Linked DNA regions of Homo sapiens: regions 1, 2, 3, 4, 5 and 7 are each linked to region 6. A link is a loop called in an ENCODE intact Hi-C map of the cell type or tissue named here. Cell type or tissue: endothelial cell of umbilical vein. All regions are shown on one strand. Region 1 has its middle 24 kb from the start of LINC02871. Region 2 overlaps SLX4IP (SLX4 interacting protein). Region 3 has its middle 62 kb from the start of LINC02871. Region 4 has its middle 8.6 kb from the start of LINC01752. Region 5 has its middle 7.6 kb from the start of PARAL1. Region 6 holds the start of LOC124904960 (a long non-coding RNA gene). Region 7 has its middle 420 kb from the start of LINC00687.

What was found. A loop is a pair of places that touch in the nucleus more often than their neighbours do. Peaks named below come from ENCODE experiments on the same cell type or tissue, not always from the same donor. Only the 100,000 strongest peaks of a DNase experiment are listed, where the experiment ranks them.
Region 1: a loop joins it to region 6, with 2.1 times the contacts of the local background. A loop is called at or near these places in 5 of 110 quality-filtered maps.
Region 2: it touches region 6 in a loop (5-fold over the local background); 45 of 110 quality-filtered maps call a loop at or near these places.
Region 3: a loop joins it to region 6, with 5 times the contacts of the local background. A loop is called at or near these places in 2 of 110 quality-filtered maps.
Region 4: it touches region 6 in a loop (5-fold over the local background); 4 of 110 quality-filtered maps call a loop at or near these places.
Region 5: a loop joins it to region 6, with 8 times the contacts of the local background. A loop is called at or near these places in 10 of 110 quality-filtered maps.
Region 7: a loop joins it to region 6, with 6 times the contacts of the local background. A loop is called at or near these places in 3 of 110 quality-filtered maps.

Annotation. Positions count from the first base shown.
Region 1 is chr20:11,000,203-11,004,202 of GRCh38, reverse strand. No RefSeq gene overlaps it. Among named protein-coding and RNA genes, the nearest start is that of LINC02871, 24 kb to the left of the region's middle. In endothelial cell of umbilical vein, no CTCF peak of the experiment used is centred here; a DNase peak (open chromatin) is centred at 2,262; H3K27ac peaks cover 1,351 bases.
Region 2 is chr20:10,467,619-10,471,618 of GRCh38, reverse strand. The region is part of intron 2 of SLX4IP (SLX4 interacting protein); the gene reads right to left. Among named protein-coding and RNA genes, the nearest start is that of SLX4IP, 34 kb to the right of the region's middle. In endothelial cell of umbilical vein, a CTCF peak has its summit at 1,922; DNase peaks (open chromatin) are centred at 1,898 and 3,128; H3K27ac peaks cover 2,153 bases.
Region 3 is chr20:10,962,065-10,966,064 of GRCh38, reverse strand. No RefSeq gene overlaps it. Among named protein-coding and RNA genes, the nearest start is that of LINC02871, 62 kb to the left of the region's middle. In endothelial cell of umbilical vein, no CTCF peak of the experiment used is centred here; DNase peaks (open chromatin) are centred at 2,154 and 3,964; H3K27ac peaks cover 1,655 bases.
Region 4 is chr20:10,759,678-10,763,677 of GRCh38, reverse strand. No RefSeq gene overlaps it. Among named protein-coding and RNA genes, the nearest start is that of LINC01752, 8.6 kb to the right of the region's middle. In endothelial cell of umbilical vein, no CTCF peak of the experiment used is centred here; DNase peaks (open chromatin) are centred at 1,697 and 2,317; H3K27ac peaks cover 1,589 bases.
Region 5 is chr20:9,976,706-9,980,705 of GRCh38, reverse strand. No RefSeq gene overlaps it. Among named protein-coding and RNA genes, the nearest start is that of PARAL1, 7.6 kb to the left of the region's middle. RefSeq lists an enhancer at 2,086-3,285. In endothelial cell of umbilical vein, a CTCF peak has its summit at 2,141; a DNase peak (open chromatin) is centred at 2,105; H3K27me3 peaks cover 140 bases.
Region 6 is chr20:11,265,159-11,269,158 of GRCh38, reverse strand. LOC124904960 (a long non-coding RNA gene) reads right to left here and starts at 3,116. Exons shown (of 2, transcript XR_007067724.1): 1 at 3,027-3,116. LOC339593 (a long non-coding RNA gene) reads left to right here. Exons shown (of 2, transcript NR_038972.1): 2 at 277-2,500. RefSeq lists an enhancer at 1,214-2,413. In endothelial cell of umbilical vein, no CTCF peak of the experiment used is centred here; DNase peaks (open chromatin) are centred at 1,638 and 2,408; H3K27ac peaks cover 1,684 bases.
Region 7 is chr20:11,453,691-11,457,690 of GRCh38, reverse strand. No RefSeq gene overlaps it. Among named protein-coding and RNA genes, the nearest start is that of LINC00687, 420 kb to the left of the region's middle. In endothelial cell of umbilical vein, no CTCF peak of the experiment used is centred here; a DNase peak (open chromatin) is centred at 2,240; H3K27ac peaks cover 3,059 bases.

The DNA.
Region 1 (4,000 bases), 260 kb after region 6:
TTGTTGGTGTAGCAGTGGTAAGACAGCCTTCTTCTGAATTCTATGCTTTCCAGCCATAACCAGAGTTTTGTGTTATCATATATACTCAACAGAGGTCCATAATTAAGAATCCCTTGGGAGAAATTTCCAGAAAAAAACAAAAGGAAAGGAAAGAAAACCAAAACACTATTTTGAAGCCACCGTGCAAAAGAATACATCAAAAAAGGCAGTTAATAACTTTATTCAGAAAAATCAAGACAGAGAGATAGCCTGGTCTGGAAGGCATTCAGTTCAGAAACTTAAGATTAGAGACTTAATCGTTTTTCAAATATATACAAGGTGAGGGGATAAACATTCAATATATTTTGCAGTAGCTCTTCTGTCTTCCACTGGGAAAAAGAGAGCCCAGGCTTAAAGAAATTGCAGCTAATATTTCACATGGGTTTTTTTTATACCTGTTGTCTTGCAGTACAAGTTACCACCACTGAAAAACAGAAGAAAATGGAGAAAAAAAGAAGAAGAAGAAAAACCCAGAGATACTTCTTCCAAAATTTACAGTCTTACTATTTAAGACTGGCAAAAGCAATCTTTGATGAAAGAAGTTGATCCCAAACTGTAGCCTGTTTGAGAATTACCTGGAAGGCTTGTTAAAACCTGTTAAAAGCCCAGCCCCAGAATTTCTGGTTCAGTAAGTGTGCTTCTCTCAGAGGTCCTCAAGTGATGCTTATGTTGCTGATCCAGGGACCACACTTTACAAACCACCGTGGTAGGTTAATGGGCACTGGTTTCCCTAACACTAACTCCTCCATTCCTCCTCTTTCCAACCGAGATGGTAACAGGCCCTTCTTTGTAATAAAGATTAGGCAATAACTCCCTGATTTTGAGACACAGAAGGAATTGCTGAATATAGGAAGGGGGCCTGCCATTGTTGGAGACTTCTAGTTCTACAAGAAACAAGTTTGGCCTCTGAAGACAGACTGTAGATTTGTGAAGAGTATTCCTGCAGAAACCCCCTCTCCCAGCCACAATTCACCAAGAGGATGCCTTCTAATCTCCAAACCCTTGAATGATGTAAAGAATACAAAAACAGGGGAGGGGAGAAGGTCCCACTGTAGTGGGAATTCTGAATATTGCTGAGAAAATTGTGAAAGTAGATGGAGATTATCTGGGGAACTCACAGATGAAATTCTGGGTGGCTCCGTGCCAGAAAAAATAACCCATTACAATTAAAAACAAGTTAAATCAAACTGTCTGGGCTTAATTGAGCCTACTCTGAAAGTTTCTCTTCAACAAACATGGTGCTTTCAGTAGGTGAGAATGAAATTGTCCAGTCCCTTGAAACTAATTTAAACCCCCACCTCTTCCACCCTTCAGGCAAGGGATGCAAGGCTTTTTCTGAGTGAGTGGATGTTGCAAAGTGAAGAGGACAATTCCAGGGATTCAAAATATCACCCAACTCATACACAAGGCAATACCTACTTGTAGCCAACCAATATCAGACTTTGTTATAATTGCAAGGGCTAGTTCCATGGAGATGCTACAGAACTAGCAGCACATATGTGATTGCAAAACCTAGTGCTGACATTGTACTAACACACATACACACACAACTCTAGAGCAATGTCTGAAAACTAACTTGGGACAGTTGGGAAAATGGTTTCCAGAAAAATCTCAGGAGACCTGAAACATCTATGCAGATAATCAGTACCTACCACTTAAAAACTCATCTTATCCTTCTTGTTCACGTCTTATTTCTCTTTATTGTTTTCAAGTCCTGCTTTATATTAATCCAATGACATCTGTGCAAAGGAGTCAGAGGAGTCATAGGGAGTGAAAGGTGGCCAGGAAGACAGCAATGCTCAAAGGCCACTTGGACTTGGCTTGAGCCCACATCTCCCCTGAGGCCTCTATTCATGCCCATACTCCTTAGATTCTGAGCACATGCATGAACAGGCAGACAAACGCTAAAGGCCATAAATAAGCTAAGATTAATAAAATTTTTTAGAGGAAATGGAGAAGAGTGAGAGAAAGCTGCATGTCTTCAAAATCAGAGAAGCAAATAAACAGAACTGTTCTGCCAATGTTTGCTTTCCCCTCTGGCTGTCAGAGGTTGCAGCCCAGGCCTGAACTTGCCGGGACGAGGGTGGCTCTTGGTGGCTCAGCCTGTGTCCAGAGGATTTGTCGATTAGTCACAAACTTGGTCTCCCTGTGTGTCTGAGAAAGAGCCATGACTCATCTTGACAACTGTCAGTATATTACCTCAAATGGGCACAGGGAGAGATGAGCAACCTGGTGCCGGAAAAGAACACAAAAGGGCTGATGCCACTTCCTGCAGTATTTCAAGGTTTGGGCTAGAAGAGTTTATGTGGCAAGAATGCTAAGCTGGGAGCAGCCCCGCAGAAAATGACCGCGTCAGCACACTCAACATCCTGCCATTCAGACGTAAGAACGGGCGATGTTAGCTCAGAGGACATGAAATTTATTTCCATAAATAAAAATGTTATGTTTCTTCACATTATTCACTTTCCCCAAACAGAAATTCACACTTCAAAAAATTAGCTTTTGGTTTTAGAATTCAGTCAATTCTGCATACTCGACTCTAATATTATGATTTTTAAAAATGTACATCTACGACCCAGCAATTCCACACTTAGGAATATTCCCAAGAGAACTGCGTATATGTGTTCACTGGAAGATATGCATTAGAATGGCTCTAGCAGCATTATTCATAATAGCTCTAAATTGGAAATTCTCCAATTGCACATCAACAGTGGAACGGATAAATGATTAGTGTATATTCATGCCATTGAACTACTACACAGCAATGAGAATCTATAACCACATACAATGATATGGATGAATTCCATAAACACAGCTTTCAGGAAAAGAACCCAGACACTAGAGATTCACCTCATATAAAAATAAAAATAAGCAAAACTAACCTATTCTGCCAGAGGTCAGGAGAGAGATTACACTTGGTCAAGGTGGAAGGAGAGGAAAAGTTTCAGGAAGGAGGGGCTGAAAAAGCTGCTTCTAGTTCTCGATGTTGGTTATACATACATTCAGTTTGTAAAAGCCATCAAGCCATTTGCTTATGACAATGTCACTTCTCTGCATGTGTGTCATACTTCAATACAAAATAAGTACATTCATGCAAAACACCTATTCAGTTGTCTTTGTCAAGATTTGTAAACTAGAATGTGAATGTAGTAAGCAGTGCAAATAAATGCTGGGAAAATTTGCCACATAAACTATTCTGCTCCAATTGTCACATCAGTAAAATGGAGCAAAAGGACACGTAGCACACAGGGTTAGTTCCCTGCACAAATCATTGTCCTTTTAAGTGTCTCACACTGGCGAAGGAGCATCTTCTATCATAAGCTCCGGGAAGTGATGCATCTTTTTGCCATCCACAGAAAAAGGAAAGGACCATGTGGTATAGTATGTCTTCCTCCCAAGTTTTCCTAGGGAAAAAAAGCTACATTTATCATGAATGTCTCTTTCTTCCATCCTTAGATCCCACTCCAAAGATTAAACGTAATCAGGGGAGACATTCAATCAATAGAAAACTCATTTTGCCTAGATAAATAACAAATGGGTCAACTGAAACCCATAAATCATTGCTTAAGCCTCAGCCAAAATTGATCAGAGAAGTCTTTTCCCAAAAAGGAAAGCTTTCTTCTCTTTAAAGGGCAGCATGCTCTGGATAACAACAAAACTCTTTGACTAAACCTTCACATGAGGATGTGTTTCTGTAGAGATAGCCTAATGGAGTTGGTAAAAGGCCCACTATCCTTTGATAAGAAGTTCCAGGACTAGTGAATCACATGAATTATTTCAAGTCTCTATAATTAAAAATTCCACATAATTGAAGCATACCATTTTAAGCAAAAAAAAAATTTCACTTTAAACATGTTAAATGAAAATACCTCTAAATTATTTCAGGATTGATATTCATTTGCAAATATCACCTGGACATGAACCCCAAGGCATTAAGGACTTTTTGAGTTCAAAGCCTTAA
Region 2 (4,000 bases), 800 kb after region 6:
GCAAGGACTAAAATCTAACAACCCTAACTTCTAATCCTGACCACCTGCCACTGTAGCCCAAAGTATAAACTGATTAACAAATAGTGCACCCAACAGACTGGCTGCCCTATGGCTTTTCCACAACATCCCATTCAGAAACATGTCTGAAAAAAATTACTGGGCTCATCTGGTCATAACCCAGCTATGCTGGGTGCTCTGGTATCTCTTTTTCACTAACCTTTATTTAATGATATTAGTTTGACACATTAATTTCTCACTGCAAACTACCTGAGGTTAGGGATGGGCAATCATCAGCCTCATCTGTGTCTATAGTGCCTAACCCAGGGCCTTGCATGATGAGGATAAATAAAGATTTGCTAATTGAGCCCTCACATATGAAAAGAATTAGACTACTCCTCACTCCCAAGAATTATGAGACCAGGAACAAATAAGTCAAGGCCAAGTCCCTCAAATACCATACAGCATGTCACTGTAAGATAATAAAATAATTACTGACAGCCTAAGACATGCATAAAATGTTATTTTCCCACTTTCACAGCATTATGTCTTTTATATTAATTTGATATCCAAAAGAAACCCTGTAAAACAGACACTGCTGTTAATCCTACCTTATAGCTGAAGAAATAAGATGCTCAAAGGGGTAATAAAATTCACCCAAAGTCATCCAGTTTTCAAAAGTGAAACCACAACATGCATTCAGGAATCCTGATTAAAAGTCTGATATTTTAATTTTCTAGAATCCTTTCCTCAAAGACTTGATGATCTAAATTTCAAGAAGTGCTATCAAAGAACCTAGAGTAAAATGAATAGATTTAGAGAACCACAAAAATTTAGAACCAGACATGATCTCAATACTAATCAGTAACATATGGTGAATTTTTCAGGTAATAAGGATCCGGATGCTAGACCTGGTACATACCTTACCAGAATCTATATAATGCTATTCCACTGTGGAACAAACAGCATGACATTCTTTTTTCACCTCATATTAAACTCGCAAAATATAGCACAAGTGTGTGCATGTGTGTATGTGAGTGTTTAAGGTAACTATTAATAACCTGATTATTTCCAACAGTCTGAAAATCAGTGTTTTTGTCACATGACACTCACATGGGACAAAGTGACACATATAGAGGCCTAGCTTCCTGTATTACTTAATCATGGATATTCCAAGAGCCTACTACTAGAGAAGTATCTCAAAGCACAATTAGCAAACACTATGCATCGTTACATTATTTGGCTAATGACGGCTACGCTGCTGTACGTTTTTGCCATTTCAATGGAATGTCATTTCCATGGAATTCTCTGGGACTGTAAATTGCAAGGACACTCTCAATCGCTACCCCATCCCTCACTTTCTCAACCAAGCATCCCCCAAACTAAGAGTAATAATAACAAAAAGGAAAGGTGAGTCGGATGAGCAGTAATGGTAATAAAACTATGACTTCAAGGATTTCTTTCCAGACTCGACTGGCCCCCTCCAGCCCTTACTGCTGGGACCAGGGCGGAACTGGGGTCCCAAAGCTTTCAAAGGACAAAGAGGATCCTTACTCTCCGACCATCATCTCCAGGTTCCTGAATCTGGAAAGGAAGTACTGAAGAGGCAGTCTTGTGTCACTCTGAGAATGCTTTCCCTGGGGCCACTTTGGATAGTTTTCGTCGTTGGGACTGTCTTCCCTCGGTGTTTGGTGGTGGTACATCCTAGTGAGGAGGACTCTATGACAGAAGCAATCTAAATATACACATTCATAAAAGGCTAGGGATGCAAGTGTGCACATACAACCACCAGGCAAACAAACAGGCATTTAGGATGTCATAGTAACGTGGGCACGAGCCAACGACTGTAAAAGCACTTTAGTTGCTGTGCTTCTTTAGATCACAGCGGGAAGATACTTTATAAAACATTGGAACAATGATGCCCCCTACAGCCCTCAGAGAGAATCCAAGGTGCTTACTGAGTTCATCTATTTGGTAAGAGATCCTGAGTTTACTTTTCTGGTAAGAATTAATTTTTACACTAGAATAAGTAATAAAAACACATGCTTTGTACATATGTTGGAAAAAATTAAAAGTATCAAGGTCTAACACTAAGAAATTATTAAAATAAAATATAATGTCTAGACAATCAAAACCATTATACTGAAACATTTTACTTTTCTGAAGCATATAGAAGCAAATTCTATGGATTGTCATCTTGATTATTAATAGAGATTATTTTCAAAAGAATTATTAAAAATATTTTCAAAGTGGAACTGTGGACTCCTAAAAGGAGAAATAGGTTGAGATGATTTTTTTTTTAAAAAAACAAATATACCACAAATTGAAGATTACAACATTCCCTGACTGGAACTGAAAAAAAGACCAGTAAGAAATAATCCAAAGCTGGAGTGACTTCCCTGTTCTCTATGAGCCAAGACGAAGAAACTTGTCATCTTTGGGACAAGGAAAGTGGGGGGTACTGGGCACTTCAGAAATGCTTTAGACCACACTTGTCCAACTCGCTGCCCAGGATGGCTTTGAATGCAGCCCAACACAAATGTGTAAACTTTCTTAAAACATTATGAGATTTTTTTTGCGATTTTTTTTTAAAGCTATTGTTAGTATAAGTGTATTTTATGTGTGGCCCAAGACAATTCTTCTTCCAGTGTGGCCCAGGGAAGCCAAAAGATTGGACACCCCTGCTTTAGATTATTCAAGGTCTGTGCAGATATGAAAGAAGCATAGGACAGCTCCTTCTTCCCAGGGAATGTGGCTAGGCATAATGTATATAAAAGCAGATGTATATCACCTCAAGATGATGTTCTTAGGAAAGAAAACAAATTGGAAATATATATAAAACATAACATAAACTGCACATAACAGTCAAAAAAACACATAGCAAGAGAGAAATCAATATGGGAAAGGTTTAGATGTGTAACAAAGAAAAAGCAAGTCATTCACTGGTCAAGCTTGGAAAAAGCTGAAGGGTGTGGACCAAGGAAGAAAAGGTGAGAGATAGCAAACAGAGGGAAAACCACAGAAAAGCCAGATGACTGCAGGAAATGCAAATGCATTAGTTTCACAGGAATAAGTGGGCCACGTTCCCCAGTTCCAAGATGAAAACAAACATGGGTCCAAGTTAAAAAGGAAGGGGAGAGTAATTATCAGAATGCCTTACGTCTAGCTGGAGAGTTCAGATTAGATCCATTTAAACAAAAGGAATTACCCTGATCACCTAAGCAAGGAAGTAACATGATGAATATGATGTTAAGAAAACATTACCCTGGCACTTGTCTAGATGAACTGGAATGGTAAGAGAAGAGAGGCACAGAGGTCCTCAGAGATTAACATGGACATAAAAACAAGGACAATAAAGGCTTGAATTTCTAAGAGGAGTAAATTCAAGATGCTCTGCAGAGCAGGAATGCGTTTAGTAAGTGACTAAAGAATGAAGGACGAGACATCATTTGGCAAGCCCAGGGTGTGTGGAGGCAGCATCAGAGACTTTCAAAGCAAAAATCAGCTTAGATGAAAGCCATGATAAACTCAGTTCTTTGTTTGAAGTTTTAGGGATCAATGTAGGCAGAAACTTCTTGGAGGCAGGTGGAAAGTTGAGACTAAAAAGGAGGATAAGAAGCCAGAGCTGTATTTACACATTTTTAGTCATCCAAAAAAAGAACAGACTAGTTTATCTATTATCACATGAGGAAAGGACTGGGAAAATGAAGCCTAGAAAACTGGGTGTCTGGCCAGAAAGGCAGAGAGAACTCTTAGAAAAAAAAAATTAATTTCAAGTCCAAGAACTTTGTTTCAAAGTCATCAACACTCAGAGCAGATGCCTTACAGAGTGAGAAGGTATCTAAAAGCTCTAAGCCTGAGATAAAACTCATTGGGTGACTGCTGGTGTGAAAACTTTTACTAATTTTATTTCAATTCTTTCACGAAATCAGCACATACTTACTTAAATACAGCTTCCAGCATGAGCAAAGCAATAGAACAATGATACTGAATGGGAAAACAG
Region 3 (4,000 bases), 300 kb after region 6:
TGTTGCCCTTCTCTTGAGTTAAACCATCAATCTTTGGAAAAGAGACATTTCTCATCAGCAGTCTAAGTCCTGGGCAGAACCTTTGGGCGGATATTAAACAGGCCAATAGACTAGAACTTCATAAGAACAGGATCACCCATCATCAAAGAGAGAAAACAAGCAAAGCTTGCTCGGAGAGTGATTGTCCCAATTTTAAATAGAAAAAAAAACCACTATAAACACAAATCTCAATAACATAGAAATAACCAAACCAGTGGACCCCATAATAAGGAAAATGTATTCAGAAGACCTGATGTGAGGCCCAGGAATTAGCATGTTGAACTACCAGTACAACTGTTTCTAATGCAGACTCCATGACTACCATTGAGAAAAACTAAGGAAGTGAGGTGTATAATAGTCTACATCTAGGTCCAGACTAAAAACTAAGCCAAAATCCTCAACATGTATGGCAAACGTAATATGGCAAACGTAAAGAGGACCTTTGACACCTCAAATTCTTCAATGTCGCCTACTTAGTTGACCATAATAGTTTTCCTTCACCTTCTCAGCACTGTGACCATCGCTTCATTGTTCTCACGTCATTCTTAGTCCCATCTCCTAAACTGCGCCGCCTACCATGGAGGTGGGTCCTGCAGCCTCTGTTTTCCAGGCTTCTGTACCAGCTGACTTCCACCCACATTCACCCAATGAGAGATGCTGGCAGGAGGTTAAAGAGCAGAAAGAAAGGAGAGTACAGGGCATTTCCCCCATCCTTCTCTGTCATAGGCAATGTCTCAGGTAGCAACTGTGCCTTCTCCATGGCTCTGGTTCTTGTCAGAGAGGCAGCTAAGGCTCCTGCTTTTGCTAGGTGGGCTTAGCTTCCAGCCTCAGAGACACTACCTCCTTCTTTATGCATCTAACCTCAGGAAAGATAATGGCATCCTGCTTTTGCAAATCTTTGTATTTCTTTAGCAGCTTCTATTTGGCGTCGCAGATGTTCCAGCAACTATGTGTCCAACTCTGTTTTAAATTTTTCTGGTTTCAGATTAGATCAGTTTCTGTTCTCCTGAATGACTCCTAACTGATACCTAGAGGAGCTTTATTTCAGCCAACTTGGGCATCAATCTTGGACTCCCCACCACAGCATTTCACAAAGATGTGATGGAACTCTCATCCTAACGTCCATCACCTACTATTCACCAGTTGAATCTGGCAATGTGGTTGGCCAGGTAGGTTATCTCCTTCTCTTAGCATCCCATTCTCATCTCTCCTAAAGCTCTGAAATCAGAGACAAAACACACCCCTGAGTTTTAGCCTGTCTTCTCTGACTGATTCTTCCTGTGCCTCATATCCCCAGAATCTGATGTCTAGGAATCAATTGATAAATTCAAAGTGTATAATGACTGATGCTTTTGCATTTTACTAGGGAACTTCAATGTTAATTCCAGAATGTGGTTGAAAGGAAAATTTCAACAGGGACTAAAGGATAAATATTTTAGTACAAGAGACATCTTTCTGAGGCTTCTCAAATTATACTCTGTGGGGAGCTACCTGTTATAGTTAGCAAAGAAAGGGATAAGTCTAACCTGGGTTGGGAGAAGGAAGAGTGGTGTGAGGAGGAAAGAGAGAAACTGTCCAGCTACTAAACATCAGCTGACCTTAATCGAGTACTTGCCATGTTCAAGACACTGTCTTAAGTGCTGTAGGTATATTATCTCATTTAACTCTGACATCACCATGAGGTATGTATTAATACTTTTTAGCAAATAGGGGAATACAGCATAGAAATTAGTTATTTGCCCAGATAGTATCCTTGCTAAACCGAAGAGCCAGGATTCAAGATAAAACCACAGGGCCTGCACACCACATCACCTCCTGAAAGTGAGTCAAACCAAGAAGAAATAAAGTTAGAAGTAATAAAAGCTATCATGTTATTACTAGTAGAACATAAAACACACCTTCCTTTTCTCTTTCCTTTTTTTCTGAAGTTTTCCTGATTGTCTACATGTATAGCACATGCTGTGTGTGTTTGTTTCAGGAAAAGCCAATCACTCAGTGATGAGGACACTACAGAGGCGAGTGGCTTCAGTGGGGAGACAGCATAATTTGCAGCATGGGAGGGATCTGTCCTGTTATCACAGCCTGGTGGTGATTTTTTCAGTCTTGATGACTTTGCAAGGCTGGAGACATGCTTCCTCAGGAAGAGGGAGAGTAACAGAAACATTTCCTCTCTCTGGAGACAGGATTCAGCCAAAGCATGGTAATGAGGGAGGGACTTGACTGTTGCACAATTTAACCCCTGGCTCTAACAATTACAAATTAATAACCTAAAGTATAACTGGCATGTTCTATTCACAGAAAAAAATAATAATTCATTGAGTAATTCATGCAGCATTTACTTTACATGAAAATACCAAGGAAGACACCAAGAAAATTAGTAGTTGATAGTAAGAACAAAGAAAGATGTACTAGAAAACACTGCTGTTTCTGATTTATGCTCTTCTCTAAAACACAGATGTGGGTGTGTGTTTGGGGGAGATGCATTTGTCTAAACCCTTCTGGCAAATTGACAGCAAACCCAATTCAACAGGCATTAAAAAAAGTGGGGCCGGGGGGATTTTATTGTCTCAATAGCCAATATCTTGTTTCAGGAACCGGTACATCTAGAAACTCAGATGATGTCTTCAGAACATCTTGAAATCATGGACTTTCTTGGTGGACTCCTTTCAAAAAGGACCTCACCACCACAACTCGAGGTGACAAGATAGTGCACTACAGCCCCAGACCAATTTCTTCTCCTCTTAGCAATGCCGGTGGACAGACAAGACCACCTATACCACCTTCATCCTTGACTTCCTTCCATACTTCCTACACCACCAGCAAAAGTACTGAGATTCACTGTAATTGGACAGATGTGGGTCACATGTTCATCTAGTGAGCGTGGGTCACATGTTCATCTATTGAGCCTGGGTCATGACATAACCACCTGAAACATGGGGGCAGGTCAGCTCTAATCAAATCACATGACCTGATTGTGAAGGAAGAAAGGTCTTCAAGAAACATTAATACTTTTAACAGAAGAGAGAAGAGATTCTGGACAGAAAACAACAGCAAATGTCCAGACCACCAAATGGGCAAAGGTTAACAAAATATTTTTTAACTGGGTGGGAGAAGAAGCTATAGTAACTGACAATTATTTTTGAAGGGAGGAATACAGGAGGAAAGACAGGAAAAGAGATTTAATGGCAAAGAAATCAAGTAGTAATTAATTTATTCATTTATTTACTAATTTGATAATCATTTGAGTCTCTAGCAAGACGTAACTCCTTCTATGCATAAATTTTTTTTACCTTTTCAACTAATTCCAGGGGATGTTTCCAACCCAAGGTTTACACATAATAAAATATAGGATTTCAAGTTAAAATGTTTAATAACATGTTAAAAAGGAGTGTTCTGGTGAAATATTAAGTGATTTCAGTTCTCCCCAAATGCCCTGCTCATTCCTTCTGCATTTCCTTCCCATACTTAATAGTATTTAAAAATAGTATTTAATAGTATTTAACAATAGTATTTAATAGTGTTTTTTTCAAGAACCATCCCCAAAATTAAGTTGAATTAGTTTTCTGGCAAGAACTAAAATTCTAAATCTGTAGAATTGTTTAAACATTTTTGTGAGAATTATTGAAATGTCTAAATCTTCTCAACGTTTTAAAATTATTCAGACATGAAGGTATATATTTCACGTACGTTTCCTTCATTGAGTCAAAGAGTGTGGAGTAAATAGCAAGAGAAAGGGGACACAGGGGAAATACACCTCCTCCATTCTGCAGTTGTTCTACATTTCTCTTTTGTACAATATCATTTGTGTCTCTAAACCTCAAGCAGCTCAGGGCAGTACTGTGTCTGTTTGTTTTGGCACTGCCAGAGTTATTATATGAGCCACTTTTGCTTGCTGAGTTCAAGGAACAATAAATAATAATAAAGAGAAAGGGCAGTTTGATGGCATGACTCCGTAGAAGAG
Region 4 (4,000 bases), 510 kb after region 6:
AAAAGTTAATTTGTACATAGATTTGTTTACAGCCTAAAGTTTATTTTTCCATAGAATCTAAGCTATACATCATAAATCTATTCCCATCTGCTTGTAACGCATATTTAGTGCTCCTACAATTTAACACTGATAAAACTGAAGAATCAACCCATCTGTCACATCCAACACGATGTCTGTGGGAAACAATATAAGTCTAATTTCCAACAAGCAAAGTATCAGATTTTCCCACAACTCTTGCAGAGAGAGAAACCATGTTTGAAGAGGATAGGGAGGAAATCCCCAAGATGGGGCAAAGGGGAGTTTGCATGAGCTCTAGCCTGCTAGGCTGGAGAGACTGTTTCCTGCAGCCAGTCACATCCTAACTAGGCATTTGTATTTCAGGAGGCAGCTTATAGAGCTAAAAGGAAATTCCACAACATCAGACAAACCCAAATTGAGGGACATTCCACAAAGTATCTGGCCTGTATTCATCAAAAATATCATGAAAGACAAAGAAAGACTGAGAAACTTCCAGATTAAAATAAAAGAAAAAACAACTAAAGACGTGTTAACTGAATGCAGCATGTAGTCTAGGACTTTCTTTTGCTATAAAATATTTATTTTTGGACAGTCGGGGAAGTGAATGAAGTCTATGAACTGGATAATAATATTATGGCAATATTAATTTTTTGATTTTGGTAATGGTACTACAGTTATATAAAAGACTGTCCTTGTTTTTAGAAAATATGCACTGAAATGTTTAAGATATCATGTCTGCAACCTATTGCCAAACAGTTCTGTGGGAAATATACATTATATATATATATATATATATATATATATATACACACACACACATACCCAAGAACTGTTACATATATGTGTGTGTGTCTATATACACACACACACACATATATATATATATATATATATAACATATATATGAAATAAAGAGGGAGGAAGGGAAAAAAGAATTGGTAAAATGCAGAATGTGGGTATGAAGCATACACAAAAATCATTTGTACAATTCTTGCAACTTTCCTGTAAGTTTGAAATTATGCCAAAATACGAAATATATTTTTCAAGGAGAATCCATCATGTTATTATAATTCTCAGTTATGTGTTAGGATTCTCAGTCATGTGGTCTTGGGGCCTAACTTGCTTTTTAAAAACTTTTGCCAGTTGAGTAGCAATCAAGCAATGCTCCCAGTCCTTCACAGTGTGAGGTCCTTGCTTTGAAAGAGTCTTTGCCTCTGATTCTTCTTTGCTGAGATGGCTCCTAGGGGGAGGATAGAACCGACCTACCAGCCTGTAGTCACCTCAAGAGGACCCACCATTGTGAGTATTCTAAACAGAGCTTCCCGTTCTGAAGGCATGAGCAATATTCAACACTTTCACTCAAAACTTTGGTTGAGCCTGTTTAATTTGGCTTTCCTTTAGTTTTACTCTGCTATGCTTGGATAACTGTGTGCATCTATTTACAGCTTTCCCTGTTGTCTGAGAACGTGGCTTTGAGACAGTGTCATAAGCCATTTCCAACACAGATGCTAATGATTTCTTTACATTAGCTGCTCCCCTCCACTTCTCCTGAAGGTCATCTGTGCCATGGGATGTGGGCTGGTCCTCTTCATTCCAAGCAGCTCACCCAGACTGCTTCGCCTGGCCTTTCTTCCGGCAGCTATCATGGTAAAAGGCTTGACACAGCCCTGTTCAGGCTTGTCCGTGTGCCAAAATCAACATACAATACGTACTTCTGGGTTTTTTAGAGCTGACCCCAAAATATCTATTTACCCAGACGTTGACATTCTCATGAGTAATAGGCAAAGCTCCGAGGACATGCTGTTGGTGGCAGAGCAGAATTCAGAATTCCACTCTGAATTGTTGAGTTGGACGGAGACTTGGAGATCGTCAGTTGCAACCATATCATTTTAGAATAGGGAAAATGGGGCTGTAAGGGGTAAATAACTTGCTCATCAAAACTGGGATTAGAACCCAGGTACTCTGTCACCTGGATCAGTTTCTTTTGATTCTACCAAAGGAATGAATGCACTTGAGCGAAATGGCCCCGGGAGCCTGAGTTATTAGGTGGGTGATGGCGAAGGCAGCCTCCCAGATACATACTTTGGGATTAGAGACAACAACGTTTCCAAATCCTTTTTTCAGATTCCTACACGAAGAAACCTCAAACCCAGGATTCAAGCCAAAAACAATGATTCTCAAGTTCCTATGAAATCCTGGATGGATGTTGAACTGGGCAACGTACTAGCTGACTCCCGTGGCAGATGCGAGCCTCAACAAAGCTCCAGGGCTGGCACTTCAAGGGAGCGGAGGTGTGTGTTTGAGTCTGAGTCACATGCAGTAGGCCATCTGCTCTTATCAACAGGATGAGTGAGTGTAAAGGAATATGAAGGCCATTTCTGAAAAGCAATTCAAAATTATATGCCTCCTATTAGCCTGACTCATGCGTTTCTCACAGCCTATAGAAAAGCTTACTGAGATGCTTTACAGAGAAACTTCCAGAAACTTACAGAAAAGTATACAAGAACAGGGATATTTCACTGTCTCTTGGGCCTAGGACAATACAAGGCAGTCAACACTATTGACTCATTCATTCGTTCACTTATTTGTTTCTTTATTTGCGTGATAAATAATCACTGATTTCTACTTCGTATTAGGTGTCAGGCTGTATTACAGCAAGGTGCCACCCTCAAGGAGCTCATAGAGCTGGTACAAACCCTAAGTAACATATGTATTATAAATATATATGTGTGTGCATACACACACACACAACTGAGTTGCCTTTTCAGTAATGTTTGTAGCAGCTCTAACAATAAAAAAGGGCAATTCAATTGAATTTTGACCAAAAGATATGCATAGGCAGTTCAAAAAAAAAAAAAAAGAAATGCAAAGGCCAGCTAAACACATGAAAGGGTGTTCACGTAGAACACCATACTAGAACAGTTTAGAACAGTGAGATACCATTTTTAGATATCAGATCTGCTGAAATTTAAAACACTGACAATATCCAGTGTCTACAGGCTCTGGAGAGCCAGACTCTTCAAACACTGTTGGCACTGGGAATATAAATCGCGATACAATTTTGAGAGCAGTAGCTATCAAAATTTTTAATGTAAGCACCCTTTAACCCTTTATTTCTGCTTGCAGACATCCTTCTCAAATCCATCTCAAGTGGACATTAATTCCTTTCCTTGCCACACAGCATTCCTTCCTCCTTCTAGTGACAAGAGCAAGGCTAACTAACACTGGGGAATCACTCCCCTTCCCCATGTCCAGTTTATGTCACAAGGCATGGCATATGCCTAGTCCTAGCCTATGTTTCTCTCTTTTTTTTTTTTTGAGAAGGAGTCTCGCTTCGTTGCCTGGGCTTGAGTGCAGTGGCGTGATCTCTGCTCACTGCAACCTCCACCTCCTGGGTTCAATCCATTCTCCTGCCTCAGCCTCCCGAGCAGCTGGGATTACAGGCGCCCGCCACCATGCCTGGCTAATTTTTGTATTTTTAGTAGAGACGGGGTTTCATCCTGTTGGCCAGGCTGGTCTCGAACTTCTGACCTCAAGTGACCCACCCATCTCAGTCTCCCAAAGTGCTGGGATTACAGGCATGAGCCACTACACCTGGCCAGCCCTGACCTATGAATGGATTACATCCTCCAGCCACAATAATTAACCTAGAGGTGGGCTTTTGATACAATTTGGGAACATTTCCTTGGGCAACTAAGAAAACTGCCCTCTGTTTTCCAATGGCCTTGGAGTTCTGAGGGTAGAAACCTGGAGCTCCTGGCAATGAAAAGGAAAGACCTGGAGAATGACACGACATGGGGGACGGGGGGGTGGGGGGATCAGTCCCTGTGACACTTCTTGAGCCCTTGGTAACTGATTCTAAAACCAGATCCACCCTTTCACCACATAAATTTGCTTTTGCTTAAGCTAGTTGAGGTTGGGTTTTCTTTTTTTTTCTTTTTTTTCTTTATTTTGAAATAGAGTTTCATTCTTGTCACCCCTG
Region 5 (4,000 bases), 1.3 Mb after region 6:
TCAAGGAAGACCATCAGGCCACAAATCATTAATACCTTGGTTTTAAATTCAGTTGCATCTTTAATAGCTTGTTATATAAACTTTAATGTCTATTTTTACCTCTAAAAATGATGATGCAATGATTGTGTGAGTTTTTCAGACTATCTGAGTTTTAATTCCAGCTAGCTTACTTGTTGTATATCCTTGGGAAGCAACTTAACTTTTTTCTATTTCAGTCTCTTTTGCTGGAAAAGGGGGACAATAATAATACCTACCTCATATGGCCATTACAAGATTAAATAATTTAATAAGTATAAAGTGCTGGAAAAGTGCCTTGAATATTCAAACTTAAATTGGCAGTATTAATGATCTTGCCTATCTTAAAAAGTTGCTTAGACTATCAGGTGCATAGAAAGAACTTTACAAACTTTATGAAGCATTATTTTCATATATATATATATATATATATATATATATATATATATATATATATATATATATATATATTTAGAGACAGAGTCTCAGTATGCCACCCAGTCTGGAGTGCAGTGGTGCAGTCATAGCTCACTGCAGCCTCGAACTCTTGGGCTCAAGCAATCCTCTTGCCTTAGCCTGCCAAGTAGCTGGGACTACAGTTGCACACCACCATGCCCAGCTATGTATTTATTTAAAAAAAATTTTTTTAGAGGTGGAGTCTTGCCGTGTTACCCAGACTTGTCTCAGATTCTGACTTCAAGCAATCCTCTTGCCTCAGCCTCCAGAGTTGCTGGGATTAGAGGTGTGAGCCACCATGCCCAGCTGAGGCATCATTTTTGTTGCTCCTTATTTCTCACTATACTGTACAATGCAACTTATTTTTCTTTGTTTGCAACTCTTCAAGGGGTAGCAATAATTGAAGATACTCAATTAATTAGTTTGAAGAGGCCAGTATCTTCTTGTGTGACCACTGGAATCAGAAACAATTTATCTCCACAAATCTGTCTGAAAATGCATGTCCAATATGGTAAAATATTCTCCATTTTGTTGATCATTTGTGTCAAATTTTAATCCCAAGGTGACTTCCTTTTCACAGCTGGACATCTTTCTAAACCATGAAGACTGATTTGACTAAACTAACACTAGGATGATAAATCCCATCACAGATAAAAAAGAAAAAAATCCATTCTGCATGCCTAAAGCAATACTTTAAAGAGACTTTGCTATTTATTAACTGTTCATATTGCTGCTTTTTTGTTTAGCATAGCTAATGCTCCTTTTGAAAACTATTTTGAATTTTATGGAAGTTTATTGCAAATTATCTTTTTATTTTATAAACTGTATTGGTCCGTTCTCATGCTGCTATGAAGACATACCTGAGACTGGGTAATTCATAAAGAAAAGAGGTTTAATTGACTCACAGTTCCACATGGATAGGGAGGCCTCAGGAAACTTACAATCATGGCGGAAGGGGAAGCAAACATGTTCTCCCTCACATGGTGGCAGGAGAGAGAAATGTAGAGTGAAAGGGGAAAATGCCTCTTATAAAACCACCAGATCTTGTGAGAACTCACTCACTATCACCAGAACAGCATGAGGGTATTGCCCCCATGATCTAATCACTTCCCATGTGGTCTCTCCCCCAACATGTGGGGATTACAACTAGGATTACAGTTCAAAATGAGATTTGATGGGGACACAGAGCCAGATCATATAACAAACTTCAAGAACTATTCCCAAATATTTCTCATTTCTTTTCCAAAAGATAACTGTGGAATAATTCTACCAAATGTTACAGAAATCAATGTATTCTGAGGAGTTTCTGGACATCCTCTATTTTTAAAGACCCCTGTTCCAGTGGGTATCTGTATCTCCTCTGCATTTGGATGTCTTTTCGGATCAGCTGAGCAATATCAGAGATCTATTGAATCCTTTCAACCTTCATATAAAAATGGCACGTTGGCCATAGCTTTGGCCTAGAACACAAAAATTGAGCACTTCAGTTCAACAAGACAATGATAAGTGGTGGAGCTCAGACAAGAGAGACAAAGAAATGACACTGCCATCTTTTGGAGAATTCAGAAGTTAGGGGTATGTTTTTGTCTTGTGCTCTTTCTGGCAAATATTTTCCCCTTATGCGTCATCTTGTCTTTTGCTAGGCATTACACATAGCAACAGCACCACCTATTGCCTATTCTGTTGGTTTGCTGTCACGAGGATTTTCCTAACGACTCATATACAGATACAGAGGATGCAGCTCACAGTTTCACTTTAATCGCCCTACCTTTGTTATCTTAATGAGCATCTTTATTGTACAGCAGTTTTATGGTTAGCTCAAAAGCTCACCACTATTAAAAAGATATTTTAAAATAAACCATTTCTTAGCTCCTAAACTCTCTCTTCTTCAAAATAACAAATTGTGTCAGTAGAGGGTGAATAAGTGATTCATCTTAGGAGGGATCTAAAGTTAACTTTAATAACACAAGCTAACTAACTAACCTAATTCTGTTTTATTTCCTTAGCCTCAAGTATTGTTTCTGCTTTCAGGAATAGACATGCTAGAGTTATGAGTTGATGTCAACTTCTTTTTTTAAACGCAACTACTCTTTTTTAAGTACAACTACAAGTTGTACTTGGTATTTGTGTACAATAGAATCTTGGGAGAACTTTATGAATATGTTATTTATTTAAAGATCCTTATTGGAGAAAGCATGGAAATTCTATTTTATTCCTACTTTTGCAGAATTGTGAAATAGACTGGATGAAATATGAGTCAAGATTGCTTTGAAGTTGGGTGTAATGATCTTCAGACCCAGAATGACTTCTAAAGAAATAATTAAAGTGAGCACTAATAGTCTTACCTACAGCTTCCTGATGTTGGGCCACATAAAAGCAATGACTCACACACAATAAGGGATGTGAAATGTTTGAAAAACAAGGGAAGGGAAGATGGAATTAGTACAGAGACTATCAAATCACAGCACAGGAAGTGCAGGCTCAAAGCAGAGCCTAGGACAGGGATCCCTCTGTGTGTGTGATGTACCGAGAAAGCACTCTTCAGGGTAAACCCTCAAGGGGATTAAAAGGGATGAGAAAGGATTGCAAGGATGTGGTCTTAGGTAAGGTCTAGCCTCAGGCAGATCCCATAGGGAGAGCTCTAAAACATAAGCCGTATCACAGATTTATGTCCCTATATCACTCAGTCACTGGCTGTTTGTCCATGGTTACACAGAGGGAAGACAAAACTTTCCTGGCAAGACACCCCTTCTGCACTGAAAGTAGTCCTCTGGGGAAAGAGTGGCTGGAAGCCATTTGGCATCTAACCTTCACAGCAACTGGGTGATGGGCATATGGAATGCCTAGGAACTGAAGGTAGACTTCAGACAAGAGTGCGAGTGGAAAGAACCCAGGCTGTTGCTGATGAGCTACACGAAGGCATTAAAAGCAAAAGACAAGGAAAGGACTGATGGGAGACACAACTGCTTTTTATTCTTAGCTAACACGTGGACAAAGCAGGGGTTAGGGGGACTGACCCCCTGTACAGTCTAAAATCTGTGTATAACTTTAGACTCCCTCAAAACTTAACTAGTAATAGCCTACTGTTGATTAGAAGCCTTACTAATAACATAAACTGTTGATTAACACATATTTTGTATGTTATGTGTATTATCTACTGTAGCCTTATAATAAAGTAAGCTAGAGAAAGGAAAATGTTATTAAGAAAATCCTACAGAAGATAAAATATATTTACTTTCCATCAGGTGGTACTGGGTCATTATAAAGGTCTTCAGTCTCATCATCTTCACATTGAATAGGCTGAAGAGGAGGAGGAAGATGAGAAATAGGTCTTGCTCTCTCAGGGGTGGCAGAGGAGGAAGAGATGAAGGAGATGAAAGGGGAAACAGGAGAGGCAGGCACACTCAGTGTAACTTTCATTGAAAACTTGTATATAAGTGGGCCTGCACAGTTCAAATCCATGCTGTTCAAGAGTCAGCTGTGTATTATCAGTCAATTACGTTTAAAATAAAACTTTGAAGCTAGACAT
Region 6 (4,000 bases):
CAGGATGAGTTTCATCCTGAAGGAGGTCTGGATGGAGTGTCCAAATGATAAGTGAATTTCTGGAAAACTAACCCATACCTCCTGAAATAGAATTTCCAAGAAAGAGCCTCAAAATCTCTATTTTAATTAAGCATAGACAGGTGAGGGAGCAGGTACGTATGCTTCTACAGGTTTCCATTTCAATACGGGAATTAGGCCCAGTGATTTTGAGGCTGATTACAAGTGTCCCTTATCTGTGTGATCACTTAGTGTTGTTAACTGGCATGTCTTTTACAGGAACATCAAAGACCCTGAGAAGCCAAAAGTTATGAAATGCATCAGCAGTGGGTTGAAGACAAGACCTCTCCTTTTCCTGCTGACATTTCTTCCATGAGCAGTACCCAGACAGCCGACAGAAAGAGCCCAGGAGGTAACTGGGGACATGAGATGAAAACTCAAGATGCAAGGGTATCCCATCTTTTGGCTTCCTTGGGCCACATTGGAAGAAGAAGAATTATCTTGGGCCATGCAGGAAATACACTAACAATAACTGATGAGCTAAAAAAAATCACCAAAAAATCTGATAATGTTTTAAGAAAGTTTACAAATTTGTGTTAGGCCACATTCAAAGCAATCCTGGGCTGCCTGTGGCCTATGGGCCACGGGCTGGACACGCTTGCAAGGGAGAGGACAGATAAAGATACGTATGAGAGCATCCTCCTTAGAGAAAGGTCAGTGTTGAAGTCATAGGGTAAGGGAACTCTTTCAAAAGAAAGTAAAAAAAAAAAAAAAAGATAGCGAAGTAAATCATGTGAAGTCTCTACAGAGTAAGGGCCAAAGGGAGGACACAGTAGCTTAAAATCACAATATTGTTTTTGTTCCTATTTTTGTTTTTCTCATAAAGCTACAGGTCAGCTGGACAGCTCGCTCTTGGGTCCTCACAAAGCTACTGGTCAGCTGGGCAGCTCAGCTGGGTCCTCATCAATGAACCAGGGTTGGCTGATTTTAGCTGGGCTCACTCAATTTTCTAGAGTCCACTGGTCTGTCTGCTGCAGTGTGGCTGATCTAGGACAGCCCTGGCCTTGGTGACCTGGCTCTGCTGCACGATGCAGCCATCCTCTAGCAGGCTAGCCTATCACAGCAAAACAGAAGCACAAAAGAGAGATCAGGAAAACGCATAGCTTCTTAAGGCCTAGGCCCTAAACTGGTGCATCACTTACTTCTTGGCAACATTCTGGTGGCCAAAGGAAGTCACATGTCCAACCCCAGACTCTAAAGGAGGGAAAAGAGACCCGATGCCTTAATGGGAGTAAAGTCACATTGCAAAAGGCAAGGATCCCAAAAATGTTTCAAAAAAAATTGGAGGCCATCTTTGCAATCAAAGTTAGATTATTCTCAATGGTAAAAGTTGGAACCACAATATTATTGTTACCTTCAAAGAGTACACCTAGCTGAATCCCCCAGTCAATGCAGGAATTCCCCCAAATTAAACACACACACACACACACACACATACACATAAACCCTCAAAGATTCCCACAACTTGACCATTTGACCTAGCTTTTCTCACTGGGTAAAAAAAGCAAGAGGGAAAAAAAAACCACTGCAGCTCTCTCCCACCCCTGCTGTTCAGCCTTCAGTTTATCTGGCCTCTGCTATGAGTCACAGCTGACTGAAGGGTGGGGGTGGGTTGTGAGTCATGGCCTAAAACAAAGATAGAATTTGATGGGGGTGGACGAGCAGGCGAGAGAGAAGACACGGCAAGTTCAGGCATTCTCTCAGTGTTTAGGGTGATGTCTTCTTTCCTGCAGCTGGGGAAGTTGGGCAGAGTGCCCCCGAAGGAGGAGATTCCACACAGGCCCTGTGTATCTGAGAGTTGAGTTGCTGATTTCAGAGGTGTTTGTATCATTGCTCTAAATGTGTTTCTGCTCCCCTCCCACCCAAGATGCTGGTTCAACGGACCATTTCATCCTACCATTATACAGAACCCACAGGAGCTAGTTACCTGGTCAGTTTGAGAAGTTAATATTTAAAAAGACTAATGGTTGCATATGGCTTCCACAGGAAAGAAATAATAAGCTAATGTTATCTATTGACTCAATCCCACATATATTTACATTTGACAACTTAAAAAAAAAACCTTCGGCTCAATGATAGTTTAGCTCAAGTCACTATGTTAGGATATATATTTCTTTCATCTATGACTATTTTTGTCTGCACAGTAACCTGCCTCAAGCACACAAATATTTGTGTGTCTGGCCTCAAGCAATTAACGTGTCTCCTAACATGAGATAAAGATTAAATGAAAATTCTGTCACCCTGAAATAAACCTGGAAGCAGAATTCCTGAATGTTTGCCAAATAAGGTGACTATCAGACTTAAGATGCTGAACTTTGAAATGACTGTCATAGAAACAAAGGCAAGGCATGGTTGGCGCCCATTCAACCTGGTCAATAACATCCTTAATTACAGGACATGGCATCATTTTGATTCACAGTGGAATAAAAGGCATCTATTTGTATATTTGGAAGTCTGAATGAGGATTTCCTGATGAAGTCATTTCTGTCTTACAACAGCTTCGCTTGTACCAGTAGAGTTAAAACTGGGTCACCATTTTTATGCGAGCGTATGGATACACATACATCCACACTCGAACCCCAAACACACACACACACACACACACACACTTCATTTCAGAGTCTAATTAAAACTCTATTATACATAATTTTCTTCCAGATCAATGGTGGTGTTGGATCAAAATTGTAGCTCACAAGGAAAATCCTGTAAAGGAACCATATTTTTCTGTGTTGCCTGCCAAAATGAGAACATCATTTGTTAAATAATGTGGGACACAGGTGCCCCGGATGTACTATTTAATGGAGAAAGAAAAAGAGAGAAACAATGGCTGCCAGTATCCGGGAAAAATGCGACTAGCTTCTTAAGCTTCTTCACCCAGAAATTGTTACAAATAGAAGGGAATCTGACTTTGAGCTATGAGTTGTTGCTTCCCCATGACTGAATTCCCCAAGAACTGAGTTATTACTGACCTGTGATTTGCTCATCATAAGGTCTCACTGTTAATTACTGCTCTCTGCTCCGCAGAAACTTTGAATTCCACCAAAGGGTGTGCCGAAGGCTTAGATGTTGAGAAGCGTGAATTCATCCTGCACAACAAATATCATAGAGATGGGACTGGAGCGGGGGACAAGAAGGGGGAGAATGAACAAGATGCATGTTGCAAAACCCCAAGGGGTGCTATTTGTATGGTAGCCTGAGTGAACAGCAATTTCCCTGAGGGGTGGTTGCAGCAGATACTGTGGGTACCATCTCTACATCTCTTACTCCTTACTCGTTCCTGCCTTACTCCTTCAGGGCAGAGCAGCCCAACTTACTCTTTGCCTAAGGACAGTCTCTGGTATCTAAGTCTAGGTTAGCCACTCATGGCAGGCCAGATGAATGATTGCTAGGAGTCTTGCATATACACCCGGTTTCCTTGCCACTTGGATAGGATAAAGGTGCTTCACCCCATTTTCCAGCAGTCTCCAGCAAGTCTAGGTTCCACTTGCTCACAGCAGTAGCTGATTTTGTGAAACATCCTTTCTGGGCTGCCTTCCTTTCTCTCTCTCCCTTTCCCTCTCCCATCTCTGATTTTCTTCTACTTCCCCCAATATATTAATATTATCTCAGGGATGGCTTTTGGGAACCCCAATCAAAGAAAGGAGCAAACTCAATTAAGACCCTCTGTTTTAGGTAACTTTGGGAACCTGGTGGAGCATCCTGACATTACATCCTGAACCAGAGTATGTCTCAAGATATTTTTGGATCCTGCTTTTGTGGAGACAGAATCCACAACACAGCAGAGAGTTCCTCACTCCAAGAGGTACATTCTTCTTACTGTCTGGTTCACTCCCTAGACACATGCCAGCTTGACCATCATACAGAGCAGCCCCCAGGATGAAGGCAAACTTCTATCTGGAGTCTGATCTTTCCAAGATAGGGCTGAATCAACTTAGCTCTTTTT
Region 7 (4,000 bases), 190 kb before region 6:
GTGGTAAGTGCACAGTAACAGCAAAATGACCTCTTAACTTCATCTCTGAGCCCGTTTCCAAATCTCCGGCAGCATTCCAACACTACAGTGGTGTATATTAAAAGATAGGAATTAACTAGATTTGGAAAGTCTCATTCAGAGAGATCATGGGAAAGATAAATGACTGACGCCTGTCAGGAAATGGCAGGATTCACTTTTAGAATATTTCATACAGAATACTCTAGACTAACTTGCAGGGCTTTGGCATAATTAAGGGAAGTTACTAAACGTTTCTATTCCTTTCAGTTTTTTAGAGTTTTACAGTTTGCAAAGCACTTTTTTTCTCCTAATTATCTCATTTGAGCCTCTGAGATGGGCAAGTTATTATGATCCCCATTTTAGAGATGAAGAAACTGAGGCTCCCAGAAGACCAGTGACTTTCTCAAGGTTTCTTAGCTATAACATAGAAGAGCTTGTATGAAAACACATTGTTCTAATTATACTGCCACAATAATTTCACCTTATCAAAGGTATTCAAACAACTCCATCAAATTGTTAGGCAGACATTCTTAACTGAGGAGGAGAAGTGAAGGAAATGCGTATTAGAGTTATCCAAGGGCTTGTTTGAACACAAGTGCTTGTCTTCATCTTCCTTGCCCTGGAAATAAACATATGCCTCAGAATGGAGGTAGGGAAAGAAGTTTGAGAACATTCCCCAGGTAATTCTAATATGTACCTTCTTGTTGAAAAGCACTGCATCAGGTTTTTGTCTTCTTGCTTTGTCCAGTCCTCTTTGGAGTGGTATACTCACTATACTTATTATATAATAAACAATGAATTTTGTCCAAGTCTGCCTTAAAAGTAAAGGAACTAATGATATAAAGGAGAAAATTGAAAGACAATGTCAAACTATTGGGTGACTTATGTGAAAAGACCATGAATAATCATTTACAAGATTGTGCAGTATCCACTTCAGAAGCAACTTAATGAAGAGCTGATGTTTGAATGTATTAATCATTAGTTCACTTTTTACTGTTCTAGATGATGGCAATGTGGATTCTCATGGTCATTTGAAACCCATGGGGGAAAATGGCTCTTCCTGTATTCAGGCCCTTTGTAGTGTGACTTTGTGGCAACTCCCATCAATAGGTAGATTATTGTTTACCCCTCAAATCTGGGTTGGCCACTATGACTTTCTTTGTCTGACAGCATGTAGGAGAAGTATTGTTGTGGCATTTCCGAACCTAGACCTCAAAAAGGCCTTGCCCTTGTCTTTCTTCTCTTAGACCCTGTCCATCAGCCAGGTGAGCAAGCCTGGGCTAGTTAGCTGAAGGATAAGAGACCATGTGGAGGAAGCCAGAGGAGCCATCCATCTGGGGCCACCCAAGGTCAGCCAGCACCTCTAATCACAGAGCCACGAGGGAGTTAGCCCAGATTTAGAAGGTGAGGATATTGACTTCATCTCTTGATGCAAGGAGTTGCAGTTACATTGCAAAGGGATGCAGATACAGGGAAGGTTGGAGAATTGCAGCCACTTTTGCACAATCTACCACAACTACTGCATTGTAGCTGCTATGCACATTAAATAAGTAAAGACATATGAAACATTTATATCAGGTCCTGACAACAAATAAGTGTTCAACAAGTGTGAGCTATTATTACTGTTTCTAAAATGGATCCCTTATCATGGAGAAGGTCAAATTAATGCTGCCGTGCCTCTTACTCTTAGAAACTGACACTGAAAGTTCCCACATAACTGAGGTTCAATCTATGAGCACATCCAGAAACTCAAGTGAGGGAAAATGCAATCAAACCACATATGAAAAATCAATAGATCCCTAAATAATCTTTCCCTCCTGAATGGAAGCAACACATTTGAAAACTCTTCTCCCTCCACCCCTACCAAAAAAAAAAAAAAAAAAAAAAAAAGCAGTGCATGTTGCCTCTTCTATTCAGGCTGTGACCAAAGGTTTCAATGGTAAAGATGACTCATACCTTAAAGAACTAGAAGAATTTTTTTTATGGCTTCTCTATCCATTGTCTTGCTCTCATAAAACTGCTGAATGACACCCAAGTGTAAAACCCACCAAAGAAATAAGCGCTGGATGACATGTGGCAGATTTTCCAACTCTCCAGGAAAAACTTCAGATCAACTTGTTTCTCTGGAAACTACTCACATCCGGGGGCTGTCCCTGTCCCCTGGGACTCATAAACGTTCCTATCTTCAAGGCACAGGTAAGGGCTTCGCATTCTTTGAGAACAGCAGCCTGTTTATTTCCTCTATGACTATAAAGCAACTTTATTGTACTTCAGTATCTAAAGGAAACAGAGCTCTGGGGTAGAAGGTGCCTTCAGGGAGTCACTGGTCCTATTTAGATGTCCTCAGAGAAGTGAGTTTGAAAGATGTTCTGGAACTCTTTGAAATGCTAGTTAATTTAAAGTTAAAAGGAAGCCTCTTCTCTTGTTCATTGTTCGTGGGGGCAAGAAGCATTTGTATAGTTAAAAAGTGCTTAGAAGATTTAGCTGTACATCAATTATTACCAAGCAATGTTTCCCTATGACTCAGCGACATATTACTCCAGGGCAAGAAGCTGTTCAGACGTTGAGAGAAACTCCTTGCTAATCAGTGGGATTCAGTACTTGACAGCTCCAAGGAGTAGTTGAAATCCCTCCCCTCCCCTGTTATACACACTAAGCTATATACAAATTTGGGCAGAGGAGTCTCAATCCAAAGAGAAAAACACTCATGTGATTAGAGAAGCGTGTTTTTCAACTTTGTTTTAAACATAAAACTAAAGTTTCATTTGATCTACTGGTTAAATTCTAGGTCTGTATTTTCTAAAGTCTGGTGTGGGGAGGAAAGCCCCAATAACAAATAATTCTCTGTGCAAATAGGTTAGGGAAATATTGCATACTATGTTTCACACTTGTGCATTCACAGCCCACTGTGGAATATTAAAGATTTGGAGAAGTCAGACAATACAGAAAGATGATTAGCTGTAACCCAATATTTCCAGAAGATACGTAACCAAGGGATCCTCCTTTGTTTTCTCTTTGAATTATATAAAATAAAACATATTGAGAGATCAAGGAGTCTTTGAGAGATCAGTAGACTTTGAGTAAAGCAGATCATTGTAATACACTTAGAAGGATGCTGTTTTAAGTATGTAACACAATTCCACATCTTTGAAAATAGTATGCACAAATGTTAGGTGACTTTTATAGCTTCAGACTTCTAATTATAAATTGTTTTATGTTTTGGGCCTTCTCTCCGAATCTAAAGAAATCTAAACAATGTATTGGAAACTAATCAAGTAAAAAATGCCTGAAACAAATGATCTGTAAGATTAAGGTACATATGCATAGGGAACAGCATTGCTATAACTGAAGATTGGTAAACTGTGTCACTGGGGCCAACAATGGTTCTAGAAATATCTATGAAAGTAGGGGATTCCTCTTCAGAGTCTTCATCTTGCTCTTTATTTCCCTTGTCCCATTTGACCTCTTGCTGAACCCTTTGCTATCCCAACTATTTCCTTGCCATTCTGCAACATGTGTCTATGAAGCCAGACTGGATGTGTACAAGGTCAGGGCTAAAACACCCTGGCCCATTGGTTCCTCACATGCATACTTCCTAGTAGTACCTTACCTTGCATGCTTAATTACTTAGGGGCTTAATTACTTAAAATTTAAAAATTTTTTTTTTAGAAAAATGCAATATTATAGATATAGTTGAAAACGCTTTGACCTCATCCCAAATTCCATTTTCATTCTCACCTCCTTGATGAGTCTGCTATATTTTCTTTTAAACTTTAAAAAATATTTTGACAAATAAATATGTATTATATATAACACATTTATGTATGTGTGTATGAGATGAAAGCATAACAATATTTTGTGCCTATATTTAAAAATGTTATCTACATATACCATATTATTTTCATTGCACTGCATCTTGCTTTTTTCATTCAACTTCAGGTTTTCTATATGTATCAGTGAGTTCACTTATCTGGTACACAGT